Linked DNA regions of Mus musculus: all the other regions are linked to region 1. Evidence: chromatin loops called from intact Hi-C (ENCODE). Cell type or tissue: gastrocnemius. All regions are shown on one strand.

Region 1 (5,000 bases):
CTGCAAATACCTTCATGGTCCGGATCCAACCCGGGATTCCTACACTCAAGCTTCCCTGGGATAGACGCGCTCCTTCCCAATTTATGAGGAATGAAAACCCAGGTCAACAGCTGGGTTACACAGACCTAAACCTGGGTATCCCCGCTCAGCGAGGAGACTCTCCAGTGACTGGGATCTGTCCACTGGCAGTCTCCCTTGCTACCCGCTCGTCCTGGCACTGAATTCTACCTATTTTCACAGAGCGCATTTTGCAACTTATAAGAAAAGCTGTACTTTGAGAACCAAGCAAGAGGAAAAATGGGTTCAGTGCCTCACTCCGCCTCCCAGGGTCCATTTTCCAACCTTCAATATGAGCCAAGACAAACATCTGAAGATACACTCCCTGCCACCCTCGTCGGGTCCCAGGGAGTTGCGCGTGGCGCACGTGGCAGGGACAGCTTACCTGGAGCAGGTTGGGAGGGGAGGTAGGTGCTTAGGCTGCCTGCAGCGCTGGCGTTGGCGCAGAACCCGCGGCCATTCAGCAGCGCCCTCAGCGGGTACTGCTCCGCGGGCCGCGGCTGGCAGCGGAGGCCGGTGCCACAGCGCTCCGTGTAGACGCCGCACGCGTCGCCTTCGCGCAGCGCGCAAGTCAGGCAGCAGCCGCAGCCGGGCTCTCGCACCAGCTCCGTGCACGCGGGCGCGGTGGGCGGAGGCGCGCACTGGGACAGCGCACGCGCGTCGCACGGTTCGCAGCGCACCACGGGGCCCGCGCCCACCGCGCCCGCGCCAGCTCGCGCCACCGGCGGTCCGCGGAGCAGAGTGAGGGCAGTGAGCGCAGCCGCCCAGAGCGCGGGGCGCGCGGGATGCATGGCGCCGGGTGGACGGCTCGGTGGAGGGGAGCGGAGTGGAGCACGCGGGATGAGGCGGCGGGATGAGGCGGCGGGATGGGAGCAGCGAGCAAGCAGGTCCTCAGCGCCCAGTCGCCGCTCTAAGCTCGCATCTGGGCAGCCCGGGCGCGCAGGCCGATATATAGAAGCCGGGGTGGCGGAGGACACGCCCCGGAACGGCGAGGGTGGGGGGTGGGCCGGCGCAGGCTCCGCTCCGGGGCCCGCGCCTCCCGACGAAGCGGGAACGAGGACGGGGGCGCGCTGCGCGCGTCTTCACCGGGCACCTGCTCTCTGTGCGCACGCCCTGTATCAGGGCCACCTCTTCACGGGTAACCACAGGCGCTCCAGGCCACCTTGCGTCTCTAGAGTCCCAGCCACTCCAGGGACTCTGGTCTTCTCTTCCTTCAATGACTCCCAGCCAATTTGGCGTCCCGGACCCTATAGCCCCTCCCCCTGGATGGCTGGCTAAGCTGGCCTTTCCAGGGATGGTTTATGTTTGGGAAGCTGGCCCGGACCCATTCAGCGCCTGTGTACTTTGTAAAGTTCCCGCAATGGAATTCCTCGTGTAGGGTATGCTGTATTAGGCATTTCCCAGCGAGAACGCGCAGATCACTTTGAGGTCTGGAGAACCTTAGAGCTCGAGGTTTAAATCTGCACCACGGGCCACTTTAGCTCCCAGAGTCTCAGCACCGCACAACCTCACGCTGACAGCTATGGGCGCAAAGGATTTGCTTTTCAAGGAGGTAGGGACTCAAAATACTCAAATACGTCGTTGCACTTTCCCAGATAGGAGTGAGGACAGTTTTTTTCTTTTTAAAGATGAGAAGTTCCTCTAGTTCTTGTTTGGGAGAATCTTTTTAGCGGACGCATCTGCGTTAAAATAACTACTGAGACACTGAAGCATGCATGATTAGTAGCCAAGCAGCCCTTAAAATGAATACTGTTCACAACGAGTTTTAGTCATCGTTGGACCCCTATACCAACTTCTGATGTGCTCCAGTGCAGACTGGAGTTCTTGCTAATCCGTTCATTCTGACTTGAAATCCAGGCGCAATAGCGCAGCTATTGAGTTCTTTTGTACGAGTCTCTCCAAAGTCTGCACGCTCCTCCTATAGGTGACCAACAGAGGACGCTGGTGGTCCAGAATTGAATCGACAGACTTCGCGGTTTATTTATTTATTTAAAACAATTCGTGGATGAGTGGTGGGAACTTGAGAGACCGACTTGGAAGGAGACTTTCCTGGATACTCTTGAGTTGTTTACCATAGGCTGGGGAGATTGTCTTTGGGGAGATCTGTGCAATTTTATGCAGGAAGCAAATTAAGACGACTTCCCCCACATATCCCTCCGTCTATCATGTATATCTTATCTGGTGAAGTGGACATTCATCCACCCGTGTGTCTTTACATCTCCCTGTATCTGTGGCTCTCTCTACAAATTTATATCCCCTTTAAAAAAATTATGTCTTAATTTTAGTAAAATTTAGTTCTCCCTTATTTGATACTATAAATAAGAATGATAAAATTTTGGACCTTTACAAAGAAAAAAATATGAGACCCGTGAAGGCCAGAGCTGCCAAGACACAGCACCCCCAGTTTTTGCATTATTCCTTCCTCATAGAGTTTAGGTCGTGGCTAGAGTTAACACAGTCTACCAGAAAGTGTCCCAGTTGTTCCTTCTTTTTTCCCTATGTACTAACGCTGAAGAACAGGGCCTCTGACTTCATTGGAAAATTGAAAGAAAAAAATCCCCTAGGGTTACACTTGTTCTTTAAATAACCACAGAGACCTTGACTCCAAAATTAGAACAAGGTTTAGTATCAAAAGTGATTCTAGATGTGGCAGGCCTTCTCTCTGTTCGATACAATGTTACCCACAGAAGCAGTCCAGCACTTTTACCCAGATTTATCATCAGGCAAGGAGACAGGGGACGCCTAGAGTGAATGGCTTCTTGGAAAAGAGAAATCAACTTGGTTCTCTTCACAATAAACTGAGTTCTTCCATTCTTCCTTTGCAGTTTGAGAAATGGGCGCTTGCTCCACCCGGGACTCCTAGGGGGCGCCAAAGCGCCAGGCCTCCACCCGAGTTTACTGGCATCTTCGAGATTGCACAGGATTGGTTAAGTGTTTTATATCGACTGTCATCTCATTTATCATGAAATCTTGCACCAGCCAAGTACATCCATGGCACTGACATGAGGGGAATTTTGTTTTAACCTTTAGCTGTTTTCTTTTGACAAAACTTCAGGGCACCCTTTCCCTCCACCCAAATGATTATTTCAAGAAGGATTTGGATGGGAGAAAATGTAATTTTATGTTGACATGCTGGCTAATTATGTCAAACTTTAAAACTGGTGTTTGTGGTTATGAGTGTAGCATGTACAGAGATGTGTTGCTCCCCTGGGATGGTACTGGGCATTCAACTGTGAATAATGAGAGTGGGCAGGAATCTCACCTTTGTCTACCATATCGGTCTTTCCTCTTCTGCTCAGGGCTGGCCAAGCAAGCAGAGAGCCTCAAGACCTTAGCACTGTGGACAGCAGGCTCCAGATATCTCTCAGAATGTGACTGGCGTGGCTGTCATTCCTACTGACCATTCCTAGCCTTTGGTTAGAAGGTGCAGACTCCCAGGGGCAGGTGATGCTGAAGATCTTTGTTTCCAGGACTCAGTGTGACTCAGCCTAAAGCTTGAGAATTCCCTCCAGGGACAGGTGGTGACAGGAAGCTTCATTTTCCTTCCCTCAGGTCATCTGCTGGCTGAACCTCCCAGAATTACATAGTCCAGACTTTATAGGGACCATTAGCTGCCAAAAGTCATTACCACTAATAGCACTGCACTTAACTTACCCGAAGAGCACCACTAAGCCATGTACAAAGGAGACACAGGCAGTCCAGAGGAAGTCAGCAGAGACCAAAGGCTCATGTGCTGTGTAGCCAGAGAGAGCAGAGGGGCCTCACAAGTGTTGTTATCCCAACAGAGGAAGGACAAACCTACTCAGGTTACAACAAGCTTCAGAACAGCATTGCTGGCATTTGAGTCTCACAGAGCAGAGAGGCCAGCAGAAGGGGCATAGGAGCATAGAGAAACACTTAGAAGAGACAGTGTTGACCTTGCAAAGTGTACTGGGGAGTAGGTGGGATAGAAGAGATGGCATTGGAAAGAGGTTGGGAATCTTCAGAAGTAGTGCTGTCTGGTTTGGCAGAGGTTGTGGTGGTTTGAGTGAAAATAGCTGCATGTATGCCTGTGTGAGAGTTACAGTCAGTTGTGATATGCTGGGATTTGAACGCAGGTCCTCTGGAAGAACAGTCAATGTCCTTCACCACTGAGCCATCTCTCAAGCCTCCACAGCTGGGTCTTAATGTGGTGTTCTTAAGGTAGGAGCAGGGGCTGTCTTTGACTACAATTGCCTGCCTTTGTATCCTTTTCCCCTCACTGGACTACCTTGTCGTGTCTAGCCTCAGTAGAAGAGGTTCCTAGTCTTACTGCGACTTGATATGCTAAGGCAGGTTGATATCCATAGATGGCCTCCCTTTTTCTGAGAAGAAATGGACGAGTGGTAGATTTGGGGAGGTGAGGTGAGAGGGAGGGTCTGGGAGGAAAAGAGGGAGGGGAAGCTACAATCAGGATGTAAAGTAAATTATTATTAATTTAAAAAAGAAAATGGTCCCATAGGCTTGTTGGAGTAGGTGTGGCCTTGTTGGAAGAAGTATGTAACTGGGTTTGGGCTTTGAGGTCTCAGAAGCTTAAGCCAGGCCCGGTGTCTCTTTTTCTGATACCTGTCTGTCCAGATGTAGAGCTCTTGGCTCCTTCTCCCACACCATTTTTTCCTGTATCCCATCATGCTTCTTGCCATGACAATAATGGACTAAACCGCTGAGCTGTAAGCCAGTCCCAATTAAATGTTTGTCTTTATTAGGGTTGCTGTGGTCATGGTGTCCCTTCACAGCAATAGAATAGTGACTAAGACAGAGGTGTATGGCAGGCTTCTGGGGAAAGGGATAAGACATGTTCTGTAGAAAAGACAGTCATTTTGGGGAGACTCTTTCTCTCTCTCTCTGGAAGGGTGCTTCTGCTTGGTATAGTAATGTCCTGGCTGCGATGGTTTCTCCTGAGTAGTTTTCTGTTCAGACAGCCA
Region 2 (5,000 bases), 1.3 Mb after region 1:
AGTCCTTTTAGCTAAGACCCTGATCTGGTGACCTCTGTCACCTACATGAAGGTCCAATAATGAACCACTGAGTATCAGTATCAATTTTAATCTTTGTAGCCACAGTGGTCAAAGATCAGAACTGTTGTGCTTGCTGAGTAGAAAGGACCTCACAGCCTTAACAAGGGGCCCCAGAGGCCTTTCGTAAAGATAGAAAGCATTTCATGAAGATCGCTGGGCAATCTGAAACCACTCTGGTTCTCTGGCTGTAACATGTACTTACTTTCTTGCGTCTCTACTGAATGTATCTAAAAATACCCTGATCCTCTGCTGTCAGATTCTGGAATACTGTCATTTGAAACAAGTCAATGTGATGGTCACAGTTTTGTGGTAAGCACTGTGTTGAATGACGACTGTCATAGAGCCCACCTAAGGAGCGTCTGCACTGACCCCCAACTCACCAGAAGCACTCGCTACCCAGAGGCATTCATCCTCTTGGAACCTTTCGTTCTTCGCTGTAAGGTGGACAGCAGCTTTACTTGACAGCATATATATATATATATATATATATATAGCTACTAAGTACTAAGAGGCCTTACAAATCTACCTGTCTGTGACATCTCCATGATTATATCTACTCTAGCCTGTCCGTATCAGTAGACTGCACACCTGCAGATTCCATCAACTTCAGAACACATGGAGACTTTCTTCTCATAGCCATTCCCTAAACACTGTGGAGTACTATTTACATGGCGCTTATATTGTATTAGCAGGTGTGATGAGCAAGCTAGAGATTATTTGAAGTATGTAGGAAATGTTCATATGTTGTATGCAAGCAGTTAACTGTTTCATAAGGTAGCTGAACATCTTCAGATGTCCGTATCCATGCAAGCCCTATAATCATGCCTACATGCTGGTAAACAACCGGACAAGTTATACTATTTAATAATCAACGTAAAAGCGTGAGCTTCTAGGAAGGGAATCGTGGTGCTCAAACCCGCTGATAGTGGCGAGGGCCATGGAAGGGTCTGAGTGGTCTTCTTTACTTGTGCTCTGGGTAAACAGTCTGGAAACCTTGCCCTAACCTTATTTCCTTACATTTGCACAAAGATATCTCTACACCTTCAACTGGATGCTAGGATGATGGAGCCTGGGACCAGGTAAAAAGCTGAGTCTTTAAGCTAAGTAAAGGCAGGCACCTAAGCCAAGGGTGTAGCGCACGCTGCAGTCCCAGCCCTTGGAAGGCTGGGGAAGAACAGTGCCTGAGCTGGGTGAGTCAGCTCTTAAGGACAGTCAGTGTCCACTCTCCTCCTGATGTGCTAGGCACAGACAAGGGAGACCCAGAGTTCCTCTTACATTCTCTAAGAACAGAGCACTCGAACATCCCCAAGAGAAATGGAAGTCCCACTTTGGTCCATCCCGGATAATGCCATGATCTCCATGCCAGCTGAGTGTGATTCCGGGGTCCTAACACTGTCAAGTCACGAACAAAAAGCAAGGAAAGGGTGAGCAGATATGGGTCGCAACAAAAACACAACTGAGGTACAGTGCCGGATGACAGCATGGATGAAGACCTGACCTAGTTCTCAGTCCACAGCATAACAAAGAAAAAACAAACAAACAAACAAACAGAAAATCACAAAAGATTACAGTCACAGATACAACAGAGATCCATTCCCAGGGCCTATGCTGGGGCAGCTTGGGGACACAATCCTACCTTTCACTGGTCACACACAAGTGCCCACTGTTAGAAACAACAAACACCAGTGCTATTTGTGCAACTTCTTAAGGCGGTTTCACCTGTACTCACAAGCCCAGTCACTGGTCACAAAGCCAGCAACCATAAAGACAAAGTACAAGTGGCTGTGGTTTGCCCAGGCAGGGCAGCAAGATGGAGCATGCCAGATGGAAAGATGTTTACAAGCTCTGGACCAAGTGCTGAGACGGGGAGGGGGCAAGCTGGCTCAAGCCCCAGGCTCTCTGCCAGGTTCCTGGCGGGCCTGCAGCAGCGTGAATTCCTGAGCAGGTTATATAAGCTGCAGGGAACCTCCCCGGGGAAGGGCCTTGCACCTGACCACAGCGGACTCTGAAGCAGGATCACAAAATCTGACCTTCTGTGAAAAGCGCTTTGTAAAGACAGGAGCAGTCCACTAAGAAAGGTCAGAGGCAGATATATCAATGTCAGTTTTGCTGTCTCCAGTCACAGCGCCACCTGCTGGTCACCAGCCAAAAGATATAATAGAGAGCTCTGTTTCTCAGGAGTTTCCCAGGCACTTACTAGGCCATTCCCTCTTCGGAACCTGCTCCTTTTTATCTCTGCTACCTGTCTCAGTGCAGAAAAAGAGCAGCAGGTCTGCACACAAGGTAACAGTCACTGAAATGAAGGAGGATTCTGATTGGCTTAAGGGGACAAAGTGCCTCTTTAGAAGCAGTAAGATGGTCTGGAAGCAGCATTCCACCATTACACCCCAAGGGCAGCTTCCTCACACAGAGGACCAGTGACAGGGCAGACACTGGGAGGTAAATCTAGACACATTTTCTGTCCCTTGCAGGGTCCTTTCCAAGTCACAGTGGCTGCCAGATCTCTTGTGAGAAATGTAACCACCAGCATACCTGAGCCTAACACATTTCCCTACCTGCAGCCTTCGGGCTTGTACACTGCACACACAGCACAACATGCCAGGTGGTTACAGGCAGAAGCAAAGGAGGCCCGCAGGTTCCTTTGAGCTAGGCAAGGTTGTAGAGGAGAAATGTGGGGTAAATCCAGAGTTGCCAAAGCCCAGGACACAGGATCGGTGATAGCTCGGCTCACTCACTGTCGTGGGAGCACTGCCAGCATAGAGCATGTTCCAGCATCTTCTCTTTCCTAAACTCTCGAAGTGGGACCAGCAGCGTGGGGCTTCTGAGCTGTGGCACAAGGCGGGCTCCACAGACTAGGATCTGAGAGTTGACTGGGACTCCTGATCTTGCACCCTCTGGGCTGAGCACAGTCGAAAGCTAAGCCATTGCCGTTTGCACCTAACTAGGGAAAAGGGTCTATTCTATTATAACAAGACTTCAGCTCATCTTTGTGCACACACCAGTCTGTCAACTCAGTTAGCTCCCTGCCTGCCCATTCAGCTAATCGAGCACGTGAGTCTAAGCTCCGAGAGCAGGCCCTGAGCTTGTCTCTACTAACTTCCTATGCCAGCCACTTTAGGAACATGAACACCAGTGATGGCCAGTGAGAAACCCCAGCAAAGGTGTCCAGTCACCAACAGCCAACTGTCAATCATACCACACATTCTAGAATACACTCACTGCGGGCTAGCCGATGCCTTTTTATACCCACAAATCAAAAAGCTCTAGGACCACAGAATGTGACTCTACTTGAGATGACACTTTTATGAAGGGCATTTAAATAAGGCCGTCAGGGTTGGCTTGGGTGAACTATAGCTGGCATCCTTGTAAAAAGAGGTTGGGGCTGGGCAGTGGTGGAACACGCCTTTAATCCCAGCACTTGGGAGGCAGAGGCAGGCGGATTTCTGAGTTTGAGGCCAGCCTGGTCTACAAAGTGAGTTCCAGGACAGCCAGGGCTATACAGAGAAACCCTGTCTCGAAAAAGCCAGGGGGCGGGGGGGGGGGGGGGGGAGAGAGGTTAGAGCTTAGGGAAATGATTCTGGTAAGACCACCTACCTATGACATAGGTCAGGAAAGACCAGCCCTGCTAATTACCCTGTCCTTATACAGACTTCAAGCCCCACAAGAACAAGAGAACAGAAATTCTTTCACAAGCCACCCAGTCTGGGGTGAGTGTCCTTTGATCGTGGCCATTCTGTCGGATTACAATGGACTAAAAGTGCTGTCAGATTTCTGACAGGCAGCAGGTCAGCCTCATAGCAGTCACTTCTATGAACTGTGCAAGGAAAAATTACACTGTGATGGAAAAATACCCTTGTCAGCTTCCACGTCTCCCACAGCCTATCTGATAACGCTGAAGAAAAAAAAGTGCAGAGCATACAAAAAAGAATTATAAACACAGGAAGTGTAAATCAAATCAGTATGCAATCCTAAAAATATTCCATGTGAGGAATGGAAACGGGTACAGGAAGGAAATCGGCTTATCGAAACCAAGTATCTCTTGTGGATCTATAATCTCCTCTGTGCCAGCACGGCTAATGGAAATGAGTCACCCAAGAGGAGCTAGCTGGCCTGTGGCATGAAGTTCACCTCCAGAGCCCTCAAGCCTGAATCTCACACATTGTGCACCATAGTTTTCCAGCATAGCTGGCTTCTGTTTCCATAAGAGCACAACTAAGACGCTGTTCCATATCACACCAGGCCCACAAATCCTTGGGAAAGCCATCCCCAGTTCTTACAAAGATCTAACTGCAGCTTCTCTGGAGCTGCACAAACAAGGAAGGGGAGAGAAGCAGCCTGGGGCAGGAGGGCGAGGGCTCCAACACCAGATCAAAGGCAGCTGCCAGGCGTCTAGGGAAGGCTCTGCTCCAAAGGGTCTTAGCAAGTCAAAGAGGCAAGCACACAGATATGGCACCACAGCTATTATGGGTGGAGAGGCTACCACCACTGAGCTGGGCAGTGGAGGAGGGTCTATGCTCAAGTTTCTCTTTTCTAAACCTGAATTAGACAGGAAGAGGACCAGGAGGCTTGAGGGCCTAGTCAGAGGCAAAGAGAAGATTCTAGAAAGTAAGCAGAGAAGCCCCTGAGAGAACAGATGCCAGGCAGGCAGCAGCCAGAGCATTTGGGGATATACCAACCTGTATTATGGGTTACGTCTGTAGCCCCTAAACTCCATGGAGACAGTAGGAGAATATGGGAGCTCTCAGGCACAATGAAGTCAGGAGGCTAAGCCTTCTGAATTCCATTAGCCCCTATAGAGACTCCAGACCCTTTTCCTGTAGGAGAGTACACAGGGACGTGGTGCTATTATACATAAGAAACCAAGTCCCCACTAGATATGGAGCCTACCAGCCCTGGACACTGGACTTCCAATCTGCAGAACTATATAAGTGAGCATCCAT
Region 3 (5,000 bases), 1.2 Mb after region 1:
TATAGTTCGATCATTGGCTTCACCATATAGAAGAATTTCAGAATGAGCCACTATGAAGTTGGTTGAGGACTCATGAAAAGATTTTAAAGTAGATTTTAAGAGGTGTTGGGAAGAATTTAAGGCACACCTGCAGCGTGGGCATTGGCTTCTCACAGAGGTCAGACCTACAATCGGTAGCCATGCACAGGACGTGCCATGCGCAGGACGTGCCATGCGCAGGACGTGCCATGCGCAGGACGGTGGTGGTGTTTGAGGTCACAGGATGGTTCCTGGGAGTCGCCTGCATGGATGACAGGGGACAGTGAACTAACACAGTAGGCAGAGGCTCACTGTAAACAAGCTGACAGCCTTGTCTGTAGGAGTCTCAGAGAATAACCAGGGAAGGAACCTGGCCATCCTGGAGGCATTTCCCTTGTTTGTAGCTATTTTAACATAGACGATCAAGACTTCAATGCAAAAGAACTATTATGTCTGTGGGCAATGTTCATAGCCAGTGTTGCCTGTGCTGGCATTCATGATTTTTTAGCTTGAAAGATGGTTCAACACATTCCAGGATGAGGGACTTTTTTTTTCTTATGTTCTCAATCTCTACTCTGCCTCAGTTTAATGACAGAAATCTGCACTGTTTTAAGGAGTATTATTTTGATTTGCTGTGTAATGTTCCACTCTGAAGACATCTCCCATTTCTCTAAGCACCTACAGAATGTAGTTATTTCCAAATCTTCATAGGTTTAATTGCTTCAACTACACAAACTTATGCATATTGTGTATTAATCACTTGCTTGGAGCCAATACTCTAAAATAAAACTTAAAACAAACTGCCCTAGCTTTTGATACTAAGGGTGTGGCAGTCAAAACAGAACAAGATAGCAATGGACACACCCTCCTGGAAACCAGGAGCCCAGAAATATACTAAGACAGTCAGACAAGAGACCAGTCACACTCTATCACTTTACGAAGATTATAAAACATAAAGTGTAAATTAGTTAAATTTGTAGCCGTAAGGGATGACTATCAATAGATTCTTGAGTTTTCGGTATAACTATATGTCAGGGTCACAAGAACCTGACAACTGGGGCATGCAAATGCCGATAGAGGTCCTGGCTGCTGTAGAAGAGGACATGGCCGCTTTGGATGCTCTCCCAGCCTACTCTCATGGTCACCAAGAGGAAGCATCAAGAGACTCTCTGGATGGAGAAAAACAGGTTCACAGCGCGGCTTCAAAAGGAGGTTGCAGGAGCTCACAGAGCTCTGTGAGGAAAGTGTTAGAGCAGCCAGGCACAAACAGCCATCCTCTCTGACAGCAAGGGCTGGTCTCTCCAGCTGAGCCATTCTGAGCTCACCCTATCCCAGGAATGGTGAAGTCCTGGGCAGAGGGTCTTAGGTTTAGAAGAGAGTAAGCTTCCCAGAGTGTCCAGGAGATGGGCAGCCAGACCTGTCCTGCCCTGCTAGGCTGGGATTGTCTTCTCTAGGACGTGTCTCCATCTGTAGCCAGATGGAGTGAGGCAAAACACAGAAGCCACTCAACCAGGGCCTGCTCCCTCAAGGCTTTGTCCCTAAAGTTTAAAAAGACTAACTTTCCCCATTTCTATACAGGAAGGTAGTAGTCTTTAAACCACAACGCTTCAATTGCTTACAACCTACTTCTCTTTTGTGCCTGCACTTTAAATTCACACCACATCTCAGGAATCGAATCGGTTTGCACAATCCTCCTGAGTGGGAGAGTGGATTCCCTAAGAAGACTCACTAGCTCTTTTGCTGGCTTCCAGCCCAGGGATTTTCATCTGCTGTTTGCAGGTTTTGTGAAAAGAAATGAGCCCACGAGAAGTCCTTCTATTGGTATCCATGCAATGGAGGGAGGCTGATGACTGAGCCCATCCTGTGTGGAGGTGAATGTAACCCTTGTAGCGACAGGACTAGTTCAGGTGACCCCGGGGTCCGCAGAGTGAACTTTGGAGGTCTCCTGTCTGTTCTTCTTGCTTAGGGTCTCCCTGTCAGCTCGCCTGTGGCACCCTGAAGGAGCCCTCCAGTCAGTTCAGTGGTGGACGAGGCGATTTCCCACAACTCCCACCCTGGAATTAGCACATGCAATTCTGTAACTGCTAAGGCAGGCAGAATTCACCCGCGCCCTGGACACCCTGGAAGAGCGCGAGCGCCACCTGCCGGACTCTCTTGTCTGAGACACGGGCTCAGACGCACACTGGGACCCACCAAACTGACAGAACTCCTTTTTCCCATGACCATTGCAGGTGCACGGCATGGTAGGATCAGACATGAGCATTTTGTTGTGTCCACCTAAAAATACAACTCTTTCCTCCAAGAGAGTAAGAACAAGTTTATTCAGGAATCAAATATGAATGACCACAATGGCTTGAGAACAAATTCAGGTTACCCCAAATGTTAAAAGTTCCAAAGTGGTAACAGTTTACAAAGATTTATTATTATTATTATTATTATTATTATTATTATTATTATTATTATTATTTAGTTACAGAAGAATAGAAAGCCTTAAATCAGGGCATTTTTCAGATAACACCTCTGTCCTCACCACTCCCACACGTACTGTATAATCTATAAACATTGGAACTTTGCACAATCCCAGCACTTTGGAGGTGGAGGCAAGAGGAGAGTCGAGGTTCAAGGTCATCTTCAGGTATATCGTGAATTCAAAGCCAAATTGGTTACGCAAGACCTTGACTCAAAAAAGAATTTTTAATAAAATTAAAATGAAATAAAAGAAACACTGTGTAGCAGTTTCCTCTACGATAAATGTACATCTTCTCAGGAAGCTAAGACCCTGCAAGTTAAAGGGAAAAGGAAACAGTAAGACTTGTAAGGAATGAGGGGAAATGGTCCTGCAGGAAGCTCCTTAAACTTGGAAGTTAACAACTCACTGGCTTCAGGAAGTCCCTAAAACTGACCAGATACTCTAGGCCCCCTCCCTTCTCTAGCATACATAACCTGCTAGGACTGCTGAAATATCCTTGGAGACACTGAGCTACCTGGGAAGAAAGAAAGAGACGACAGCTAAACCACCTGAAAAGGGAAAGCCACTAAGTTGCCTGGAAGAGGTACCCACTGAGCTGCCTGCAAGTTGTGAAGTGAGCAGAGGGGTCTCTGCGACCTCCACTGCCCGCAGAGTGACGATCTGTGACATCATCAGCAAGAAGGCAGTGCGGTTCGACACAACTAAGTAGCAGGTATTGGTTCAAACTTCAGGAGTCTGAGCCCAAGTGTTTTATTTCTGACATATGTAAGTACAGCATGATTTAGGGAAAACTTTTCTGGTGATAATTAACTCATCCTGCATACACAGTGAAGCACACATAAATCTCCTTGAGGAGCACAGTAAGTCAAATAAAGACCAGACGTGACTACATTGAAACTCTTTGTAAAGTACGTGTGACACCTTCCATAAAGATAGGTTCTACACATGGAGGGAAAAAAAAAAAACAAGCTCACTGGGGAAGGGTCCAGCTTGGTCTCAGACACACAGGAAGCACAAGGGTCATTAGGCTCATCACCACATCCGCTTCCAGCCTTCTTGATGAACATTTATTTCTTTCTTTGAAGGAACCATGTGTTTTTAACATTCCAGGTTTGCTAATGCCTATCTGTGAACAATATGAGAGCCAGGTTTCCATCTTTCAGGCACTGTCATCCCTGCTGGGGTGGTGTTTTAATGACACAGCTGTCTTTGAGCCATTTCTGCTCCTGTAAGTAACTCTTCACCCATATTCCTGTAAATAACTCCAATAAGACTTATTGGATTTTGTGAGTATCCCTAATTTGGTGTGCTATCAATTCCCTCTCTGGGGTGAGTAGATGTTTGATCATGTTTCCCCAAGAATAGTATCCTTCAAGACACCAGTGCAATAGGAATGGTGAGGACAAAGACAAGGCTGGGAACTGAGGTATCAGGGCAGGACATGGAGAAGATGGAGAGAAGAGCAGGAAGAACAGATGTTATGGCAGATAACAGGGGTCAAAGGACTGCTGGGGACAAAGGGTAGGGAGTCATCCCCTTGAGGGAGAAGCAGGTGGACTAGAAGGGAGGGACCACAGTCATGTATGTGGACAAGAAGCACTGGAACAAGCCTGTGACAAGTCTGCAGAGGGAAGTCACTCCTGAGAGCTCTGAGAATCCATGTACCTATGACAAGCACTCAGAAAAGGCATTTCTGATGGCACTGACTCTCGGCCACACAAGATAACTGAATGCAGTGTGAGAGGCTAGTTCTCAGCCTGCATGGTGTGTCTGTCTCCTTCACTTTGGGTCAGTGTCAATCACGCAAAGAGTATCTGTCTACATAACTTCAGTCATCCTGCTTCAAGGCTGGAGGCAAGAAATGAAGTGAACAGGCATGAACAAGGTGAAGGCAGAGGTAAACCTGCCATTGCTTTGGATTCCAGGAGCAGGACGGACCCCAGCCCTCATCCCACTGAGGATAATTTCTCATTCGGATGAGACTGCACTCAGACAGAAATGATCATCTTGAGGGAAGCAGATCTGTGCCCGCACGCATGGCTGGCCAACAGACTTCTCCAGACAACCTTGCAGCAGCCGAGCTGACCTCACCCAGACCACGTGGCCCAGGCTGCTCAGTTACACAGTTTTGCCTTCATTAAAATCTAAGGCAAACTGGAGGTGATTGAACCCTTTTATTTATTTATTCGTCCCAATGTAGCCACATTGATTGAGTTTTCTTTCTCTGGTATCCAGTATTTCCCACCTTTTTATTCTATTGCCATATGGAACTATGACTGACCCTAGCCTATTGGGGCTGTAGGAGCCAAGGCTTTTCCCTACCACTTTGGTTGCATGGCTCCCCATTGAATCAAGTCTAGGAACAAGCCTTGGACCAAATCATCTCATTCAAGAGGATTTATATTTTGTTGTTGTTTTATTGCTTTGAAGGTGAGGGAAGGGGTTTCTTTGGGAGAAAAAAAATTTTTTGATTGGAAAGAGTGTTCAGGAGGTTCCAGGAGGAAGACAGCAG

Evidence for each region. Hi-C counts contacts between places; a loop is a spot of excess contacts. Peaks named below come from ENCODE experiments on the same cell type or tissue, not always from the same donor. Only the 100,000 strongest peaks of a DNase experiment are listed, where the experiment ranks them.
Region 2: it touches region 1 in a loop (2.5-fold over the local background); 5 of 42 quality-filtered maps call a loop at or near these places.
Region 3: a loop joins it to region 1, with 7 times the contacts of the local background. A loop is called at or near these places in 28 of 42 quality-filtered maps.

What each region holds. Positions count from the first base shown.
Region 1 is chr11:7,212,943-7,217,942 of GRCm38, forward strand. It overlaps Igfbp3 (insulin-like growth factor binding protein 3), which reads right to left and starts at 981. Exons shown (of 5, transcript NM_008343.2): 1 at 443-981. The coding sequence starts at 848. It overlaps Gm36565 (a long non-coding RNA gene), which reads left to right and starts at 4,155. Exons shown (of 5, transcript XR_872239.3): 1 at 4,155-4,239. In gastrocnemius, CTCF peaks have their summits at 1,992 (motif pointing right) and 2,927; DNase peaks (open chromatin) are centred at 674, 1,083, 1,988 and 2,926; H3K4me3 peaks cover 2,519 bases; H3K27ac peaks cover 1,565 bases.
Region 2 is chr11:8,521,830-8,526,829 of GRCm38, forward strand. The region is part of intron 13 of Tns3 (tensin 3); the gene reads right to left. Among named protein-coding and RNA genes, the nearest start is that of Tns3, 140 kb to the right of the region's middle. In gastrocnemius, a CTCF peak has its summit at 2,195 (motif pointing left); DNase peaks (open chromatin) are centred at 2,041 and 2,767; H3K4me3 peaks cover 666 bases; H3K27ac peaks cover 2,197 bases.
Region 3 is chr11:8,403,585-8,408,584 of GRCm38, forward strand. No RefSeq gene overlaps it. Among named protein-coding and RNA genes, the nearest start is that of Tns3, 260 kb to the right of the region's middle. In gastrocnemius, no CTCF peak of the experiment used is centred here; a DNase peak (open chromatin) is centred at 2,137.